Linked DNA regions of Homo sapiens: region 2 is linked to region 1. Evidence: read pairs that join two places in POLR2A ChIA-PET (ENCODE). Cell type or tissue: PC-3. All regions are shown on one strand.

Evidence for each region. ChIA-PET counts read pairs that join two places held together with the same protein. Peaks named below come from ENCODE experiments on the same cell type or tissue, not always from the same donor. Only the 100,000 strongest peaks of a DNase experiment are listed, where the experiment ranks them.
Region 2: POLR2A ChIA-PET joins it to region 1 with 8 read pairs; 3 of 35 experiments call an interaction of 5 or more read pairs at or near these places.

What each region holds. Positions count from the first base shown.
Region 1 is chr14:65,275,658-65,278,157 of GRCh38, forward strand. No RefSeq gene overlaps it. Among named protein-coding and RNA genes, the nearest start is that of LINC02324, 55 kb to the left of the region's middle. In PC-3, no CTCF peak of the experiment used is centred here; a DNase peak (open chromatin) is centred at 1,444; H3K27ac peaks cover 1,301 bases.
Region 2 is chr14:65,475,688-65,478,187 of GRCh38, forward strand. All of the region lies in intron 2 of FUT8 (fucosyltransferase 8), which reads left to right. Among named protein-coding and RNA genes, the nearest start is that of MIR625, 5.8 kb to the left of the region's middle. In PC-3, no CTCF peak of the experiment used is centred here; no DNase peak of the experiment used is centred here.

The sequences.
Region 1 (2,500 bases):
TCTATAGAGGCAACAGGGAGCATCTGCTACCCGGATGATTTGGTTAGGTGGAGGTTCGCTTCAAGAGCTTCTGCCATATTGACCCACCTCTCTTCTCCAGACCAAATGCCACTCTTCTGTTGAAGTGTTCAAGTACTTATTCTAAAGCTTTACAAAGGTGGAGGAAACAAGACATACCTTGGTTAGCTACATTTTGGTTTTTATAAAATTCACAAAGGCGACGATATGTTTCTGTGCTGCCTTTTGTGTGCTGTCTTATGTGAATGTTCTCCTTTTCTCTACAATCCTGTCTTACATGTGGCCCTCGTCAGGTGCCCCAGGCATACCACTTCTCTTAGGATAATGCAGTCCCAGCCCTGCAGTCCCTTCTTTTATTTATTTATTTATTTATTTATTTATTTGAGATGGAGTCTTGCTCTGTCGCCCAGGCTGGAGTGCAGTGGCACGATCTCGGCTCAGTGCAAGCTCCGCCTCCCAGGTTCACGCCATTCTCTTGCCTCAGCCTCCTGAGTAGCTGGAACTACAGGCGCCCGCCACCAGGCCCGGCTAATTTTTTGTATTTTTAGTAGAGACGGGGTTTCACCGTGTTAGCCAGGATGGTCTCGATCTCCTGACCTCATGATCCGCCCGCCTTGGCCTCCCAAAGTGCTGGGATTACAGGCGTGAGCCACTGCGCCCGGCCTGTCCCTTCTTGAGCCTCACAAATTCTGTCTCTTCAGGCATCAGCTGGGATCACTGCATTTTCCCTTAGCTTAGGCTTTTGCTGGCTCTGTAGAGGCAAGAGGTAAATTCTGACACATAAACAGGGCTAAAGGAGAAGTAGGAGAACGCTGGCTTCTTTCCATCTGAAGGCAAATATACATCACCACCACCAAATAATGTAGATTTCTTCAGAAAACCCTCCAGTCTGGTCTTCTTTATTTTTCATGAAAAATGCACATTTCTCTTATTATTATAGCTTGGCCCCTATTTTCCTGGCTGAATTTCATTAAAGAGCCCCCCTCCCCCCCCTACATTAACTGAAAATGCCCCCACTCCGGGAACAATTTGGGACCAAAGGCACAGTGTTCAAATAGCATACACGGATGTCAAATCTTCTCCCTAAGCAGTAGAGGTGGATCATTCAGCTCATTCTCTACAATAGAGCTCCTGCTCTACAGGAGAGCCAGTTGCCCTCCCTTTTGTAAAGGGATAAGAAGAGAATACGTGCTTATTTATCCTGACAATACAACAGAGCAAGCCATATTAGAGAAAAACAGGAAAAATAATGATGCTAAGAAGTCAACGATAAAGACTGTTCCGTGCTCCACAGTGTTCCTTAGGTGACAATGAGGCGATAGAGATCATTTAATCCAACCAGTTTATGTCAAAAATAAGAATACCAAGACACTTGGGTAAAATGACTCGCACAAGACAGAGCCAGCCTGAGGCAAAGCTGGGGTAAGTCTCTGACTTTGAGTCATTTGTTGCATCCACTACACCAGCTGTTCTCGAAGTGTGATCCATAGACCCCTGAGGGTTCCTGCCATTCTTCTGAGGTATTCCTGAAATCAAAACTACTTTCATAATAATCATATGATGTTTTCTGCCTTTTTCACTGTGTCGACAATTTGCACTGATGGTGGGTAAAACTACTGGCATTTTAGCATGAACCAAAGCCTAAGCATCCAACTGTGCTAGTCATCACTGTCACACACTTGCAGGAAAAACGAATGCCAAATTCACTTAAACAAATGCCCTTAGGCTGGGTGCCTTGGCTCACCCCATCATCCCAGCACTTCGGGAGGCCTCAGCCGAGGCCAGAGGATCATTTGAGGCCAGGAGTCTGAGACCCTGCCTCTACTTAAAAAAAAAAAAAAAAAAAAAAAAGAGAGAGAGTGTCTTTGGTGAAGCAGTCAAAATTAATTCTATTAAATATTGACAATTTTCAAAATAATCTGTGTGCTATGGTTTCAGTATGTCCCCTAAAGTTCTTGTGTTGGAAACTTAATCCCCATTGCAACAGTGTTGAGAAGTGGGACTTTTCAGAGGTGATTATGGTCATGAGGGCTCTGCCCTCATCAACGGATTAATGTCATTATCGCAGGAGTGTGTTGCTGATAAAAAGGAGGAACTCGGCCTCCTTTCTCCTCTTGCACATGCAGCTCTCTCGCCCTTCTGCCTTCTGCCATGGGATGACAGAACAAGGAGGCCCTCCCCAGAGGCGGGCCCCTTAACTTCTCAGCCTCCAGAACTGTAAAAAATACATTTCTTTTCTTTATAAATTACCCAGTCAGTGATATTCTGTTATGGAAACACACAACAGACTGAGCCACTGTGTAACAAAATGAGAAGTATGCATAAAGTACTTTTGCTGTGTTCCAAACTATGATAGTTATCTCTAGGAAAAACACTTAGGCGATTATTTGAGTTGTGAGTTGAACAAACCACTTTTTTTCATGGAGCATCTTTTTTTCTTTTTTCTTGAAAGAACAAATGACAAAGAATGCTATTTCAGACT
Region 2 (2,500 bases), 200 kb after region 1:
GCTGCAGTGAGGCTGAGCTCTACCATATAGAGCTCAGGCTCTATATGGTAGAGCCACTGCAATCCAGCCTCCGCAACAGAGTGAGACCTTGTCTTGGGGGGCAAAAAGTGTAAGGATGGGATTTCTAGGCATATTTGGGGCTGAGGAAATCAGTCTTGGGCCCAACCTCCTTGTAGGGGGTGAGGTGGCAACCTCTGGAATTTGAGGCCTGCTACTGGGATTGTAGGTATAGGAAGTTGAGAGGGAAAGGGTCTTTCTCACCCTGCTGTGGTAGTAAGAGCTTGGTGCTTAATGGGTGCCTTTTAGTTGTTTGATCACCTAGGATTTCTGCTTAGAACCCAGCAATACTTGTAGGCCTGCACAGTCCCAAGAGAGAAATCAGAGACTTGGTGATAAGTCAAGGGTAAGAGATGAGATAAGAGAGCACCTACACTATAGGATATTAGAACTACAACTCCAATTACTCCTTCACTCTCATCTTTTTCCCTCTCCCAGCTGCCAAGTATATGTGACTAGTGGTTTGTCCAGAGCAGGACTGGAGGATGGGGTAGGAAGAATTATTATTTTTTCATCATAGATCAGGATAGTGTCATGTCCCCCTAAACTTCAGGGAGGCCTGGCTTCATACCTCTTCTTCCAATTTCCTAGCATTGTGCAATGACAAAGCTTCATGCAGTAACTCAAAATCATTGTTAATAAGGTGATATCTAAAAGATTGAATTTGATGTTCTGAAGTTAGTGTGAGGATGTCAGTCTGTTAATGTGTGAAATGTTTTGAGCTGTGTGAAACTCAATTTTGCTTAGTGTGTTAAGTACAACTGAAGTAGGTGTAAAAGTCAGTAGTAGCACACAGAAAGGAGTAATGAATTGTGTCTAGAGGGTCAGGAAAGGTCTCACAAAGGAGAGGATCCTTGAATTCTTTGTTCAAGTGGTAGAGTTAAAGAAGTAGATTTTTTTTTTTTTTTTTTTTTTTTTTTTTTTTTTGGCGACAGGGTTTTGCTGTAGGTCTCCCAGGCTGGAGTACAGTGGCGCTATCATAGCTCACTGCAATCTCTAAACTTCTGGGCTCAAGCATAGAAATAGATCTGATAGTGGAAGTCTCTGCCCAGTAATACTGAGATCTTGGAACCTTACTCATTTCAGAAATGGCTCTGGTCTGAATACATTATATGGGACTAAGCTCTTCTAAATATCTTTATCCCTTAATTCTTTATGCATAAACTTCAGCAACTTCTAAGCTACCATTAGGAAATTTTCACTGTAAATTATATACTGGATGATTGAATTTTTAGAATTAGATTTATTCCAAATGTAAGTCAACCTAAATGTAAAGTTTTTCTCTACTTAAATATAAGCTTTTTTGGCACTCTTGAAGATTCTGAGTATTTCTGTGGACAGTTATGGCCATCAGGGTGTTTGTTTGAATTCTGGAATTGCCCTAGAGAGCACATAAGCTGTGGAGTAAAGCAGGTGTGTGGTCTGACTCCTGACTTGGTCACTTAAGATCTGTGCAACCTTGAATAGTAACTTCGATGCTAATTTTCCACATCTGTAAAATATGGATAAAAAATGCAGAGTCTTTAGCACAGTTCCTGGCATGAAGTAATGGCTCAATAAATGTTAATTATTACTATTGTTAACTAAATAAGAGTTCCCTAGGTCTCTGACTTCAAACATATAGTTGTTGGAGACTATGAATACCTTGGGGCCACCTTGAGCTAAGACTAGATGCTCAGGAGCACCTTTTTGATTAGTCATTTATTCATTGAGCATATATTTTTGCATTGTTTAAACTTTAGCAAAATACCTAAGTCAGTCAATTCTATTTTTATACAGATATTTCTATATAGAGGAGATTTCCTATAGGATGACCTGTTCTGGGTGTGTCTATCTGACCTGCAGCTAATCAAGTGACTACAGCTTTGCTAATTTTTTTTTTGAAAAACCCTAATATTGTTAAACAGTAGTACAGAGGAAATAAGCTGTTGGTCAGCTTCTAAATTCTGGCACGGGTTAGATTTGCCTAAGAGCAAATCATATAGCAAGAGTTGATGAGAGAACTTTTCTCATATCTTCTAGCCTGGGTAAGTTTGTCTCATTTGGTGTCAAGTCAGAGGAATCTGAACTATAGAACCAAATTGTAGGGAAAGATGACTAAGGGTTTGTGATGTCTTTTTTTTTTTTTACCCCCCTCAAAGGAGTTCTAGGTGTAAAAAGCATCATGGTTTAAACGTTACGAGGCATCAGTGAAGGCAGCAGAAAAGTCAGAAACTAATATAGCCAAGTCTAGATTGTATCTGTTATAAACTCTTTAATCAGAAGATTCTAGCTTCTAGAACCAGGTCTGTAAAATGTTGAGAGCCCTCTAAGTAAACTCCATTATAGTCATTTAATTGATTTTTCTTTGTCTTTCTTCTTGGACATACTCTTCTTTAAAGAGAGCGTTCCCCCCTCTACCCCAGATAGTATCTATCTTTGAGGTTTTGAGAACAATAGTATT